Regions from separate parts of the Homo sapiens genome. Here region 2 is linked to region 1. A link is a loop called in an ENCODE intact Hi-C map of the cell type or tissue named here. Cell type or tissue: gastrocnemius medialis. All regions are shown on one strand. Links, peaks and the distances in the headings refer to the core of each region. The heading gives the core; the rest is flanking DNA. Region 1 has its middle 130 kb from the start of DTNBP1. Region 2 has its middle 50 kb from the start of DTNBP1.

Evidence for each region. Hi-C counts contacts between places; a loop is a spot of excess contacts. Peaks named below come from ENCODE experiments on the same cell type or tissue, not always from the same donor. Only the 100,000 strongest peaks of a DNase experiment are listed, where the experiment ranks them.
Region 2: a loop joins it to region 1, with 4 times the contacts of the local background. A loop is called at or near these places in 1 of 110 quality-filtered maps.

Annotation. Positions count from the first base shown.
Region 1 is chr6:15,792,027-15,800,362 of GRCh38, reverse strand. No RefSeq gene overlaps it. Among named protein-coding and RNA genes, the nearest start is that of DTNBP1, 130 kb to the right of the region's middle. In gastrocnemius medialis, for the core only: no CTCF peak of the experiment used is centred there; DNase peaks (open chromatin) are centred at 3,802 and 6,872; H3K27ac peaks cover 4,999 bases.
Region 2 is chr6:15,709,197-15,717,532 of GRCh38, reverse strand. No RefSeq gene overlaps it. Among named protein-coding and RNA genes, the nearest start is that of DTNBP1, 50 kb to the right of the region's middle. In gastrocnemius medialis, for the core only: no CTCF peak of the experiment used is centred there; a DNase peak (open chromatin) is centred at 2,242; H3K27ac peaks cover 3,516 bases.

The sequences.
Region 1 (8,336 bases), core at 244-8,243:
TCTTTCTATACCTCAGTTTCCTCATCTGTTAAATGGAGTTAGTAATGGCACCCACCTCATAGGTATTATTAAATGAAATAATGATGCCAATTGTTTACCTCAGTGCCTAGGACATTGTAAGAATTATGTGTTAATTATTGATATTGTAATTATTGTCATTATTATTATTCTCGTAGCCTCTTTAGAGGTCATGGAGCCAAAGAATCTTATGTTGACAAGGACAAGAGGGGCCATCTACATTCAGGAGTTCCTTTTCAAAAGTCCCCAGCAGGTGACTGTCCAGTTCTGGCTCACCAGCACTTTCCTTGCCAAGTTGATATTTAGGTGATCTGAAGGCACAGTTTGGAAGAATTTGGGGTTCAAACTAGACAAAGTGGGTATCCTCAGGAAAGCTTCATTCATTAAGCACTTATTGAACATGTACTCTATGCCAAATACTGTGCTGGGAATACTAAGTAGAAAGGCATAAACTCAGGCCAAGCACAGTGGCTCACGCCTGTAACCCCAATACTTTGGGAGGCCAAGGCAGGCAGATCACCTGACATCAGGAATTTGAGACCAGTCTGGCCAACACAGCGAAACCTGTCTCTACTAAAAATACAAAAATTAGCCGAGCGTGGTGATGCACACCTCTAATCCCAGCTACTCGGGAGGCTGAACCAGAAGAATTGCTTGAACCCAGGAGGCAGAGGTTGCAGTGAGCCATGATCATGCCATTGCACTCTAGCCTGAGTCACAGAGTGAGACTCCATCTCAAAAAAAAAAAAAAGGCATAAACTCACAATTCATGGAGTACACATTGCCTGCTCTCAGTCACTGTACAGGCAGTTAATGCTGAGAAGCCTCATCAATCAATTTGTAAAATGATTCTCCTGCTGGGGTCTTTGGGATACTTGGAATCCCTCAGGGCAGTGGTGGCCCCACTCATTAGTCATCCAGGCCCCCACCTCCCTAGGCACCACCGCCTTTGGCTCAGTTTCTTCCCATTGCTTTCCCTGCCATGTTCCTTGCCTTTCTTTGTCCTCAGATCAACTGTGCCATTCAAATATTTCAACATTACTTCTCTGCCTACTGTGGGATACAATTTCCATACAACTTGTTAACCATGGCCACATCTTAGTCCATTTTGTGCTGCTATAACAAAATACCACAGACTAGGTAATTGTCTAGTTACCTAGACAAAAAAGAACAGAAATTCACTTCCCATAATTCTGGAAGATGAAAAGTCCAAGATACAGGTGCTAGCAGGTTTGGTTGTCTGGTGAGAGCTGCCTCCTCTGGAGAGGACAAATGCTGTGTCCTCTTGTGGCAGAAGTCAGACGAGCAAGAGACTGAATGCTGTGTAAAGCCTCTTTTATAAGGACCTTAATCCCATTTGCAAGGGAAGAGTCCTCATGGCCTAATCACCTCTTAAAGTCTCCACCTCTTAATACATTGGCAACATCTGAATTTTGGAGGGACCATATTCAAACCATAACACCACATAATACATACCTGCTCTTTCAAAATAACTTTTACAAATGCCTATCTAGGGCCTTACACCCTTATAAATCAATAATCAACATTAGAGGGCAGTTTACTGTCATTCTAGCATCGTATTTTTCTGTTCCCCTTTCCAGAAAAACTCCCAAAGCAGTTGTCTATACTTGTGTCTCCACTTACTTCCTCATATTCTCTTCTAAAACAAATATAATCAACTTCCATTCCTACCACACCACTGAAATCACACTCATCAATGCTACTAGTGGGCCCCTGCAATACTGGGGGGCCTTACAATGCATCCTGACACTGACCACCCAGAGTTAGCCCAGATGCCCCACAAGTTAAGGGCTCAGTCCTTCATAAGACTGCCCTCCCTTCTAACACTAGGCACAAGTTTGGGGGTCTCCAGGCCATCTGCCCTTCTGACAAACTGGCTACAAATTCAGAGATTCCCATGACCCTCAGGTTGGATAATTCACTAGAACAACTCACAGATTTCCACCAAGTGCTATATTTATAGCTATGGTTTTATTATCAACGATATAAATCAGGGCTAGTCAAATGAAGAGACACATAGGGTAAGATATGGGAGGATCCTGAACACAAGCTTTCATCCCCAAGGAATCAGGGTGCCCCACTCTCCCAGCACATAGATGTGTTCACCAACCAGGAAGCTCCAACACACTTCAGTGGCCAGAGTTTTTATTGAGGTTTCATTACAGAGGCATGATTGATTGAATCATTGGCTACGTGATTGAAATCAATCTCAACTCAAGCCCCTCTTCACACTCCAAGTGTCTGGAGATCAGCTTGATACCATGTGGCTCAAAGACCAAACCCACTAATCACATGGTTTTCCTGGCATGACCAGCCCCATCCTCTTTTTTTTCTTTTTGAGACAGAGTTTCACTCTGTCACCCAGGCTGGAGTGCAGTGGTGCAATCTCGGGTCACTACAACCTCACCTCCCAGGCTGAAGCAATTATACAGCCTCAGCCTTCTGAGTAGCTGGGATTATACGCATGTGCCAAGACACACAGCTAATTTTTATATTTTTAGTACAGACAGGGTTTTGCCACATTTGCCAGGCTGGTCTCCAACTCCTGAGCTCAAAGTGATCCACTGGTCTCAAACTCCTGAGCTCAAAGCAATCCACCTGTCTCAGCCTCCCAAAGTGCTGGAATTATAGGCATGAGCCACCGTGCTGGCCCTCCTCCTCCTCTTGTCATCTGGAGTCATTTCATTAGCAAAAACTATCAGGGCCCACCATGAATAGCAAAGACACTCCTATTGCTTGGGAAATTCCCAAAATTTAGAATCTCCCTCCAAGGAACAGAGATAATGACCAGATAAATTCTTCATTATGCAACAACTCCCTCTTGCAGATCCAATGACCATAGTTGTACTTCCCAGCAGCATTCAACACGGTGAATTGCTTTCCGTTTCTTGAAAGTTTCCTCACTGAGCTCTCAGCTGTCCTCCTACCCCACTGGGTATGTCTTCCCTTTTGCTGGATTCTTCTCTAAGCATCCTTCTGGCCTTTAAGTCTCAGAGTGCCCAGGCCTCTTCTTTGTATGTTCTTTCACCCAGTCCCATGCCTTTAATTAACAAAAGTACACTGATGACCCCAAATCTTTATTATCAATCCAATCATTCCCCTGAGCACCAGGCTTATCTAGCCAACTCCTTACTCCACCTGGACATATGAAGGGCCTCAAACGTAACACATCTATTAGCAGAAAATGTGTCTCGTCCATTCCTGGTGTCCTCTTCTTATGAAAGGAGTTCAATTCATGGAACTCTAGGCCTCACTCTGCCCTTGACTCACTCCACTGCCTCGGGGGTTCTGATGAGTAAAGTCTGGGCATGCTCACTTGGGAGCAGAGAACACTTGTTCTCTTCTGTGCTCTGAGATTCACTGAGGAGCTCAACCTGGACAGCATTGCCTGGGGCCGAGAGGTAAGTTTGCTTAATTCTGGAGTTTGGTTAGGGGGTGATTTGATCCCACTCTAAGCCGCTACCCCCAGTTGTCCTCTATCAGTAGTAAAAGTAATATTTCAGTGTCTATCTCTAGTCTTTCTTTTATTTCTCAGGCAGAGAAGAGGGGTGGCACTTATGAGGGATCCCTTTAAGGTCCCCCACCAATGCCCAGAGCTCTTGATTTCCATCGCTGAACATGAATCTATCTAAGTAAATGACAATTCATTCCTTCCAGTTGCTCAGATTCTTTACTGACTGTTCTTTCTCTAAATATATCCTGAAATCTGGCTACTTTCCACCACCCCCACATCTATCAGGCTATTTCAAGCTACATCCTCTCTCATCTGCCCTACTGGTGTGGCCTCCTGACTGGTCTCTCGACTCCCACTGTCCTCTGCTTATGGTTCGGTTTTTTACACAGCAGCCAGAGTTATTGATCTTACAGAAATGAAGTTCAGACCATGTCATTCCCCCGCGGCTTCCCATCATACTTAGAACCCTGGGCTTTCACACATGACCTGGCCCTGACTCTCCATCCTCATTTCCCGCCACTCTGCCCTGTGCTCTCCCTCTCCAGGCACAGTGCAGGCTCCTGCTGGAGGACTCTGAGCTCCCTCTGCCTGGAGCATTCCTGCCCAGACATCGTGTCTCATTCCCTTGCACCCCTCAAGTCTCTGCCCAATTGCCACATCTCAGTGTGTTGAGATTCCTTTCTAAAGAGCTGACACCATCCTTAGTACCCCATGACCTCTGATTCTTTTCACTACTTATTTGTTCCATATTTACTGATTTTTATTTATGTTTCTCTCTATCAATAGTGGGGGTATATTAGTCTTCTGGGGCTCCCATGACAAAATACCATAGGCTGAGTGGCTTCAACAAGAGACATTTATTTTCTCACAGTTCTGGAAACTGGAGGTCCATGATCAAGGTGCTATGAGGGTTGGTTTCCAGTGAGGGTTCTCTTCCTGGTTTGTAGAGAGTTGACTTCTTGCTTTGTCTTCACATGGCCTTTCCTGTCTGCACATGTAGAGAGAGAGAGGAAGGTCTCTGGTGTCTCTTCCTCCTTTTTTTTTTTTTTTTTTTTTTTTGACGGAGTCTCGCTCTGTCACCAGGCTGGAGTGCAATGGCGTGATCTCAGCTCACTGCAACCTCTGCCTCCCAGGTTCAGGCGATTCTCCTCAGCCTCCCAAGTAGCTGGGACTACAGGTGCCTGCAACCACACCCAGCTTTTTTTTTTTTTTTTTTTTTTTTTGTAGAGACGGGGCTTCACCATGTTGGCCAGGATGTTCTCGATCTCTTGACCTCATGATCCGCCCGCCTCAGTCTCCTAAAGTGCTGGGATTACAGGCATGAGCCCCCACGCCAGGCTGTCTCTTCCTCTTTTTATAAAAATACTACTTCATCGAATTAGGACCTCACCCTTATGACCTCCTCCCAAAGGCCTCGATAATGGGAAGTAAGCTCCTTGATGGCAAAGACTGTCTTCTTTGTTTACTCTAATAACTCAATACTTTGTTCTAGTGCTTGGCACATGGTAGGCATGCAGAATTGTTGTTGGGAAAAAAATATCAAAAGCATCAGCTTTGAAATCACATCATTGTGGATTCTAGCCCTAACTCAGCAACTTACTAGCTGTGTGACCTCAAACAACTAAATCTCTCTTAGCCTGAGCCATCGGATAAGGCTTCTAATCTGTTAAATGGGGGTAGCAATAATGTTGTTGTGGAGATTAAATGAGAAGCTGTATGTAAAGGTCTTAGCATGGTTCATGACACAAAGTAAGAACCTAATATGGGATAGCTGCTAATAATATTATCAATATAGACTTATACCCATCTCACATGGGTAAAAGGGTCACCTGGACTTTATAGGAGTTGCCCACCCAATATCCATTATTCATCATCTCCATCTTCCTTATTACCAAAACTCCTATGTTCTTGACTGCAACAATGTTCTTGGTTAACAGCACTACATTTCCCAGCCTCCCTTGCAGGCAGTGATGGCTGTGGCATGTAGCTCCGGCAGATGTTACAAAAACAGCAGTGCGTAGATGTCGGGTTGCCAGATTAGCAAATAAAAATACAAGACCCACAGCTAAATTTGAATTTGAGATGAACAATAAACAACTTTTTATTATAAGTATGTCCCAAATATTGCATGAGACATACTTATAAGAAATTATTTGTGATACATCTGCAATTTCAATTTAACGGGGCATCCTAGATTTTATCTAGGAACACTTCTTGGATGGGACATTTGAGAAATTTCCTTAGAAGATGTATCAAGGTTCTTCACAGAAACAGAACCAATAAGGTGTGTGTTATAATATATAATTATTGCCTTGTGTGTTTGCACTTCACTACTCTGTGAAGTGTTCTTTACGCAGAGGCTGTGCTGGATAGGTCAGCACGATATTTTTCACCTAAATGTTCAAAGCAGTAACCAGACACTGAACTATATCAGTAGTCAACCCACCAGACAAGTCCCACTCATTCTAACTGTACCTCTTTTCTGCTCCTTCCAAATATTCCTACAACCACAGAGCACTGTCAGCTACTGCCATGGGCAGAACTGAGGGCCACCCAGGGCCCAGACATAAAAGAAATCCAAAGCAACTTGTACATAAGCAGTACGCTAGCAAACCAAACTGGTGACTTCCATTTCTGTGACATAGCCACATTGTTTTAGAATTCACAAAAAATGCATAGAAGAAGTAAACACTAGAAGAGTAAAGGCTGTGAATTTGCCCAGCTGTCCAGAGACCCTCCTATAGACAAAGCTAAGCTACTTAAGTGCTTGTTCATGGCTATAATTTGACACTTCTGCTTCTCTGGCCAAGGGACTGAATCAAAACTAAAATTATGCTTTGACCTTGACTCTGAGGTGTACATGGCTATTTCAGTGCCTTGGTCCCTGAGCTCATCTAGATGGTAAGATTTTTGAGAGTGAGGAGCTTGTCCTCACCATCTTTTAATCTCTTGTATTCCCTACTGCTGAGCTTCATTTATAATCAGAGCTCAATAAACATGGATTGGTTCATTGGCACAAGTTACTGAAAAGTCATTGGGCTTCTGTGAGTTTGGCATGTGATTGAATGGAGGTAATAGTTTATTAATATACAGTTAGCTTGTAGGTTATGAAAGGAATGTCTAAAACATACAAAGAACTTTCTAGAAATCTTTTTTCCATTTATAGCACTAGAAGGGAGAAAAAAGTCATAGATAATTTTAAATAATAATAGGAAAAAAGGTGTCTTGCTGTTGCTAGTAGAGCTATTTTGACTGATCCCGATATCAGCCCCTGCCTCATGCCTGGGGAGATGCTCTAGCTACAATAGACTCATGCACAGACACCTGTGAGCTCTGCAGCTGGGAAAACAGCCTTGAAGCCTGACCATGCTGCAGGGCAAACCGTCAGACAGTTTGTATGCTGGGAGTGATAAATTCCTATGAGCTGTGTCACGAGTTATCTACAGAGGCAGTTGTGAATGGCTCTCCTTACAAAGTTGGGTTCCTTCCATCCCAAAGGCTGTGGTCTTCTCTATATAGTGTATCAGTTCCATGGCTCTCTGAGTGTCTGCTACATTCTTCTCTTTCTCTGCAGTCCGACTTTCTCCGCAATCAGACTTTCTCCAGATGGCAAAAAGTATATCTACCACACTTGCCCACTAATAGCCAGTGTTATGGGCTGAACTGTGTCCCCAAATATTCATATGGTGGAAGTCCTAGCCCCCAGTACCTCAGAATGTGACTGCATTTGGAGATAAGGCCTTTAAAGAGCCCACTCAGTTGAAATGAGGCTGTTAGGGTGATCCTAATCCAGTATGACTAGTGTCCTCATAAGAGGAGGAAGAGACACCAGGGATGTATGTGCACAGAGGACAGTCCACATAAGGATACAGGGAGAAGGCAGTAATCTGTACACAAAAGAGAAAGACCTCAGAAGCAAGCAACCCAGCTGACACCTTGATCTTTGACTTAGGGCCTCTGGAACTGTGAGGAAATCAATTTCTGTTGTTTAAGCTTCCCAGTCTTTGGTATTTTCTTACAGCAGCCATTGCAGACTAATACAGTTCCCCACAGCACCCCAACTTTACCTCTTACAGCCTCTGCACCAACAGAGAGTGACTCTCTCAGTTCTAGTTCTTTAGGTACCCCGAGAGAACTGGCCTGACTCAGTCTGGTCCATCTTTGGATGTAGCAGAGGACCCATGACTGCACCCACAGAGCAAGGGTGCTAGCCCTTCACACCGTCCTCCCCTCCATGTGTTCCTGCTGATGCAGTCAGAATTTGATCAGAAAGGCAGAACCACTAGGATAGCCTTACATGCACACATCCACATGAATTTATCATAGGGATTTCATCTTATGCAATTGTAGGCACTAGTTTCTACAAGGCTGTTTCTCCGTGTCCAGTGCTGGAAGTTGAAATTTGCAAGTCAGGTAGCATAGAAGGAAAGATGAATGCAAAGGGGATTCTGTGGACTGAATTTTGTGCACTCTCTGAAATTCATATGTTGAAGCCTAATCCTCCATATGATGGTATTTGAAAGTGGGGCATTTGGGAGATGATTAGGTCATAAGCCTGAAGCCCTCATGGATGGGATTAGTGCCCTTGTAAAAAGAGACACAGAGAGATGATCCTGGAAGGAAAAGCAAGAAAGCAGGCATCTGTAAACCAGGAAGAGGGCCCTCACTGAGAACTTGACCATGCTGGCATCCTGATCTCAGACTTCCAGCCTCCAGAACAGTGAGAAATAAATGTGTGTGGTTTAAGCCACCCACTCCATATTCTGTTACAGTAGCCCAAGCTGATTAAGACAGTGGGGACAGTAAGGACAAGCCAGAACCTGCAGGATGGACTAAACCCATG
Region 2 (8,336 bases), core at 308-8,307, 83 kb after region 1:
GCATCATTGGATCCTCTGGTAATAAGGGGCAAGGGGCAAAACCGCTTTGTATCAATGCCTTGACAAGTTGGAGAGATTTGCTGTGGGCCCCACTCAAAGCTAACAGCCTTGCTGGTCACCCGATAAATGAGTCCATATAATACCTTTGTATAAGGAGCAACAAATCCAACCATAATAGTTTAACCAAATAGAGGTTGATTTTTGTCACATACTAAGGAGTCTGGAGGTAGATTGCAACAGTGTGTCAGGATCCTTCTATCTTTCTGCTCTACCATCCTGCACTTATGATCTGTGCTCAGCTGATTTCTTTGGGTTCATGGGCACAGGATGGCTACCCCAGCTCCAGATAGGAGAAGGGAGGGAGATAGGAAGAGGTGGCACCTTTTCCAGAAATCTAGAGAGCATGTCACAGTAACCAGACTTTGATACTTGTTGATTCCTAGCTGCAAGGGAGTCTAATATTTTTAACTGGATACACTGCTGCCCAAACAGAATTGGGGTTCTGTTAAAAAGGAGAAATCCATATTGGTAAACAGTTAGTAGTTGTCTGCCATAGGATCCAAACGTGGTATGTATTATTTCCAAAATTCAAAAACACCTATAAAAGATGATCTTTCTCTTTATCAGTGGCATGAAGTGCGATGGACAGCTACTTCTCCTTCATTTTGTGGAAACTATTCCAACATTCTCCAGGCACTCTCACACACATGCATGCTCTGTCTCTGTCTCTCTTACACACACACACACACACACACATGGAATTTTACTAAGGTAACAGGCCCCATAATTTCATGAAATTTATTCGCCACCTTCTGACACACAGGATTTTCCGAGGCACCTAGTCTGCATGTTGCTTCCTGTTTCCAAGTTTATCAGTACAATGTCATTAGCTATAGTGAACCAGCTCCACATTCTGTGGACTGAATTTGAGATAAAGTCAGAAAACGGGCATAACCCTAAGGCATTGTGGTGAAAGGATATTGTTTACTCTGCCAGATGAAAACAAACTCCCTATGTCCCCCACTTACAGGGATAGAGAGAAAAAGCAAAGATACTCAGTGGGGATTCAAGATTCAGGATATTCTGAGTAAACTGGGTTGGATAACAAAGGCTGGTATATATGTTTGAAAACTGGTAAGAATGATTATTCGGATTTGGCTTAAGTTATTTAACTTGGTTTTATTTTTAAACCAGCAAACGGGAGTGCAAAGAACAAAATTTTAAAATTTGCCAAAAGTTGGTAGTCTCAGTAGTCCTCATGAAGTAAGGATTTTGATCTTCCATTTATACTGTCTTACTCTCTTGGAGACATGGAGGAATACATTTGTATTCAAGTGTCCATCTCATTAATATGGATATATTAGAGGAATATAAGAAAATTCCTATGTTCCGCAATTACACACTGCTGCATTCTATTTTTGAATTAGGTAACTGGGTCTTCTCGTGGTTTCACTGAGGCATGCCTGGCCATGGCCTACATGAATCATCTATGTCTTCCCATTCAAATTCTCCAGGCCCACTCTCCCGCAAGTCAGTGCTTCAACTTTCTCCTAAGAGACCAGCTGAGGATGTGAATTCAACTCTTTTTAATTCAGAAATTTTGGAGATCAAACTGTGCATTTTGTATTTGACTTTCTCCACATTTCAACAGCAAAAGATAAGATATTCTTATAATGATCCCAAGGAAGCCTCTGGATTTTAGCACATACTTTGAACTGAGAACTTAGGAATTTGTGTAGGTTTTTCTTTTTATTGAAGCTATCCATTACAATTAGGAGAAGCCATCTCATCCCACAGTCATTGAACTCCCTGTGTCCTTCGTATTATTCAATAGAATTGATCTCTTAGTTCCCCAAAGCTTGGCCTTCAATGGGCAATTCAGTCTAGGTGCACACAGGTGACAATTTGATTAACTGGTTCTCTAGATCATGACAAGAACCCTTAATCACACCAGCTGCATTGTCTTTGCCTTCAACCTCAATCAGGCCAGATAACAACAGTCCCATATTTCCGTATACATCCCATGTTTCTCTAAGGCCCTGTGGTCTGCAACCAATCCATTTCTGGTTCTAATTCCTGGATCATTTAGAGTTCTTAATTTCAAAAACTAGAAAAAAACTTTGTCTGATTGAAGCAGACAATGAATTTATGAATGACTATCACGTGGCTCACAGAATCGCTAAGAAGGCTGATGAGTCAAGTGTGTGGCTCGGCAGCCAGGAAAAGTACTCATTCAGAGACAGTTGCATAGGCAACAATCTAACTGGACACTGGGCTCTTCCAGCCCCTCTGGCACTGCTACTACCAAAGCTTGATCATTCTGCTGCCTTTGATACTGAGACACTGGAGAGTTTCTTATGGTTCCCTGACTTCATGACTTCATTTCATGAGTGGAATCCATGACTCACACCTGTAAGGAGAGGAGACTGAGTAAGCAAGTACCTGAGCCTTCTGTTTCTGTAGTGGAAGGTACATTCTGTATTTCACTGACACAAGGTGGGAAAATCCAAACATAGGAAAAGGTTTCATACTGGACGGCCATAAAGAAGGACAAGTGTTCACCTTGCCTTCTAATAAGCCAAAACAGGGAGAGAGGTTCAGGTTCCTTTGCCTTCCCAATAAGGAGACAAAATCACAACCAGTGAGAAGACAAATATGGCACACATCCTGGAGGTCACTGAAACACTTTTACAACTCTGCCTGTTTCCTGGGTCTCACTTTGAATTTCAGTATTCTGAATTTGCTGCATTAACTTTAGTAGTCAATTCGTATCTCTTCACTAGGAACTTGTCATAACACAAGAACTTCTTTGCTTTCTTCCCTTTGGGTCCCATCTTCTGCTAACCTATTAAATATTCATATTTCACACTGATTATTTTTTAACCAAAGCCTTGTCCTTCTCATACTCAATAACAATTTCATTTAATCAGTGCTTATTGAGCACTCACACACCCTAGGTGGGTGATGTGCTAGACTTTGAGGACACAAAGACACATTCTAAAAGGAAGGAAGTCCCATAACAAATCAGGGCAATTGATGATTCAAAAAATGTAAGTGTTCAGATCCTTGAGAGAAACATCTCACATTTAAAATATCTATATCTGAAAACAAACAAAAAACAAAACAAAAGAACTAACAACTCCAGTGAACTCCCCTTACACTTAGAATAAGCCCAAACTCCTAACCCTGCTGGGCCTGTAAAGCCCTATCTGACTGGGCCCAGCCTTTCACACTGACCTCATCTCCCACTGCACTCTTGCGCTCACTGTGATCCAGCCCTATCAGCCTTCTTTCCAATGGAGAGACCACGTTCATGTCCAGCTAAGTGTCTGCACTTGATTTTACCCATTCTCCACAGTCTTCCCACGACAGCTTCTCAGACAGGTCATCCCTGACCACCCTATCAAAAATAGCCACTCTCTTCCCAGTCACTCCCTCTCATCACTCATATTCCCATTATGTTGTATATTTACCACCTTCCTTCCCACCAAGAGCATGTGCTACCAGAGAGCAAGGGTCTTTGCCAGCCATGTTCGTTGCTATCCTCAGTGCACTGCATCATGCCTGCACACAGTAAACTGACAAGAAATGTTTATTATACGAATTAAAGTATAAATGAAGGAATGGTGTCTCCATCCACTAGTGCTTCTATAACAAAATACCTGAGACTGGGTAATTTATTATATAAAGAACAGAAATTTCACTCCTCATAGTTCTGGAGGCTGGGAAGTACAAGTTCAAGCCACAGGGAGGTTCAGTGTCTTGTGAGGGCTCTGGTGTTTCCTTCCAAGAAGGCATCTTGAATGCTGTGTTCTCACATGATAGAAGGAACAGAAGGGCAAAAAAGGGGCCTAAACTGGTTCCCTCCAGCCCCTTTTATAAGGTCGCTAGTCCCATTCATGCAGGCAGAGTCCTCATGACTTACTCTGTTCCCAAATGGTCCCGCCTCTTAATACCACCACAATGAGGATTAAGTGTCAACACATGAATTTGCAGAGGCATGCAGACAATAGTAATGACACAGTCAAAGTCCAAACTGATGGCAAGGGCCACTGTAGGAATGTCAGGGAATCTGCATATTTAGTGATGCAAATCTCCAGGGTATGCCAGGACATCCTAGATTTTCCTGTTTTCTGTAGATTCCTCTCTCCCTTTTGTAAGTCTTGCCGAAAGGTAGAAAGGAAAAATGGAGGTATCTTTGGCCAAGAGAGGACAATTCAGTCCAGGAAGATCACCAGGACACTATGGCATTAAAAGCTGTAGAGGCCTGAATTTGATCATCATTTTAAAAAGCAATATTTTCCTATAGAAGGAAAGCACTTGTGTGGAAGGGAAACCTCACCCAAAGGGCAGGTACATTGGAAAGGCCCTATTCTGGCCTTTTCTATGTCATCAGAGATGGCAGCATCTGCCCTCTTATCTGGTCATGTGAAAACAACATTTGTGTGCAGTCTCATTAAACTTTAGGACTAGCAGCAAATAATGGTGCAAGTTCCAAGTCTGCTGCTTCTCTTGTCAGTGTAGCAATAGTCTTGGCAACTTTCTCTTACTCTCATTACTCTACAGCTATTTATACACTGGCACAGGAAAACATATTATTTGCAGAAATGCCTCCGGATCCTATGTCATTTATACAGGCACAGAAGATGTTTTCAAAGAACCATATTTCTGTAGTATTTTTTGCAACAAAGACTGTACAGCAGTGATCTGCCAGGTTGTGTGGGTGTAAAAACAGCCTCCAGTAACTATTCTTTAATTCTACTTTGGCTATTTAATATCTGTTCAAGTATTTCAATCTGCCCAGTCTTAGCTTTTTGATGTCACTCATGATCAATTTGCAAGCTTTGAGAACACAACAGAATGCCTAGGTGTTCCTTTCTCAATCCTCTCCTCCTCCTTATTGGGTTTTATTGGTATCGCAACAATATCAGTGCAATTTGGAACTCTTAGGTTAGCTAATCTGGAAATACTCAATGGTAAGGATAATGCAGACCTCTTGTTTAATTTCCTTAGATCAGGTCCTCTGCAGATGCCAAGTCTGGATTAGACAGGCAGGAGATTTATTGAGGGAAATGCCAAGGAGGGAAAAAGGAGAGGGAGCTGCAGGAAGTGAGGGGAGCTGGGAAGGATGAGAAGGACGTAATAAGGGGTGCTGGATAGGCAGTCTCGGATGGCAGCACAGTTCCAAGAAAATCTCAGCCAGGTTGATGGGACGTCTTTGGGCCAAAGTTGCCCACCAGCGAAGTCCCCCAGAGAAGCCCTGCATTAGCAGCCCTGTGGCACTTAGTTGAGCAGCCCAGGGGGTGTAGACTCAAGCAAGCACTATAGGGGATTCCCATCTGTCACTCCTGCTCCCTGCAGCAGAATTGACTGCGGCATTTTCATAGCCCCCACAGCTTCCACCTACATCTGCTTAAAAAGAGTAAAAGCCAGCAGCTTTCAAATTGTTTTGTTTAAAAGCTCTGGTTCCCAAAGTGGCCCATTACTTCACACAGAGAACTCAGGAACCACCGCAGAAACTCCTAGGCCTTCCTCACCCAAAGAGGTTGTTTCATACATTGGGGTAGATGAGATTTCTTTTAGGGGGAAAATGATCCTACTGCTTTAACAGTTTCAAAATGGTTAGAGGAATACTAGAAAACCTAAACTCTTGATTTGTGGGTGCCTGGAGGGAAAAAGATGTTTTCTACATGATACTTACTTCCCTCTACATGTTTTCCTACACATCTGTGGCTTTCTGTAATCTGTTCCATGTGCCTGCGGTGCCTTTTCTTTCCATCTCTACTTAGAAAGTTCCTCATCCTGGTTGGGTGTGGTGGCTCACACCTGTAATCCCAGCTCCTTGGGAGGCCAAGGCGGGCGGATCACTTGAGCCCAGGAGTTTGAGACTAGCCTGGGCAACATAGCGAGACCTTGTTTCTACAAAAAATAAAAAACAATTAGCTGGGTGTGGTGGCAGGAACCTGTAGTCCCAACTACATGGGAGGCTAAGGTGGGAGGATCACTGGACCTGGGAAGCCAAGGCTGCAGTGAGCTATGATTGCGCCTCTGCACTCCAGCCTCGGTGACAGAGAGAGACTCTGTCTCAAAAAAAAAAAAAAAAAAAAGAAAAGAAAACTCCACATCCTTTATGACCCATATGAACTGCCATCTCTTTTCTGAAACTTTCCTTGACTTCCTTGGGCACAGAAAGCAGCTCCTGCCACTGTGTTCTCATGGCACTTTGTGCTTGATTACAGTTTTTGTCATATTTTGTAATAATTTGTTTATATATTTGTGTCCCCCAGATTGCAAGATTTTTATGATTTATTCTTCCTCTCTTTCTCTAAAGAGGGAAACGTTGATGTGGCCAGGTGCGGTGGCTCACACCTGTAATCCCAGCACTTTGGGAGGCCGAGGTGGGCAGATCATTTGAGGCCAGGAGTTTGAGACCAGCCTGGCCAACATGGTGAAACTCAGTCTCTACAAAAAAATATGAAAATTAGCTGGGTGTGGTGGTGCATGCCTGTGGTCCCAGCTACTCAGGAGGCTGAGGCAGGACAATTGATTTAACCTGGGAGGTGGAGGTTGCAGTGAGCCGAGATTGCACCACTGTACTCCAGCCTGGGTGACAGGAGTGAAACCCTGTCTCAAAAAAAAAAAAAAGAGGGAAACATTGCTATCTCATAAATGTAGAGATGAATTCTCTTGCTCTATAACCATAACTGATGCCTCTAACAGGTTGTATTAGTTTCCTAGGGCTGTTATAACAACCTACTGATAAGCAGGTGGTTTAAACAACAACAATTTATTGTCTCGCAGTTCTAGAAGTCAGAAGTCCAAAATCAAAGTGTCAGCAGAGTTACTTTCTTCTGAGGCTATGAAGAAGAATCTATTTCATGCCTCCCCCATAGCTTCTGGTGGTTTGGTGGCAATCTTTGATGTTCCTTGGCTTGTAGGTGCATCACCCCAATGTCTGCCTTCATCTCCACATGGCACCCCCACCCTGTATGTGTGTCTGTGTCCAAATGTCCCTCTTTTTTTTTTTATAAGAACACTGGTTATATTGGATTAGGGGCTCATCCTACTCCACTGTGACCTCATCTTAACCAATTATATCTGCAACAATCTTATTTCCAAATAAAGCCACATTCTGAGAGTTAGGACTTCAACATGTGAATTTGGGGATAGACACATTTCAACCCGTAACACTAGTTAAAAGAAAGTCATCTATGCCCTTTCTAAGTAATTTTAATTTCTACTACATGGTTTTAGAAGGAATAGAACCCTGACCAATAACAAAGAAGGAAGGAAGGAAGAAAGGAAGGAAGGAAGGAAGAAAGGAAGAAAGGAAGGAAGGAAGGAAAGAAGGAAGGAAGGGAGTGAGTGAGGGAGGGGAGGGAGGGAGGGAGGGGAAGGGAATGGGAAGGGGAAGAGGAAGGGGAGGGGGACCAGCGGGCTATCTGGCATTCAAAACATGGTGCTAAACTAATTCTAAACTTGAAATTATTTGCTGTTATAGTTTTGTGAAAACCATTAAAAGTAACAACAAGAAGAGAAAATGTACCTATAATCCATCCATTCACTTATCCCACAAATATTTATTGAGAACCTATTGCATACCAGGCAATGTTCCAGGAGCTGCTCCAGCTAGACTATGAGGAACAGGAAACAGAGCAAGAGGTGGGGGTTGACAGAGAGGCTACCCTAGGGCTTCCTCATAATTTGATAGAACCTAAAATTCATGTGAGGCTCTGGAGAAATAGTATCCCTTATAGCAATGACTGCTAGTGCAAAGGCCCCGAGATAGCAACACACCAAGGCTGGCATGACTAGACTTTGTGGAGCAAGGCAAGGAATGATAGAAGAGGTCAGAGAGGCAGGCAGGCAGGCAGGTCCAGTTATGTAGAGCTTTGCAAAACAGCATAAGGATTTTGGATTTTTTTCTAAGTGGAATAGGCAGTCACTGGAGGATTAAAAGCAGACATATTATATGATCTGATTTATATTTTTAAAAGATCACTGTAGATGCTGTGCATAAAATGGATTGAAGAAGGGTAGGAAGCAAGGAGACTAGTTAGGGGTCATCACAGAAGTCCAGACAAGAGTTGATGGAGGCTGGGGGTGGTGGCTCACACCTGTAATCCCAGCACTTTAGGAGGCCGAGGTGGGTGGATTATTTGAGGTCAGGAGTTCGAGACCAGCCTGCCCAACATGGCAAAACCCCGTCTCTACTAAAAATACAAAAAATTAGCCAGCCGTCATGGCAGGCGCCTGTAATCCCAGCTACTTGGGAGGCTGAGGCAGGAGAATCGCTTGAAACCAGGAGCCAGAGGTTGCAGTGTGCTGAGATGGCG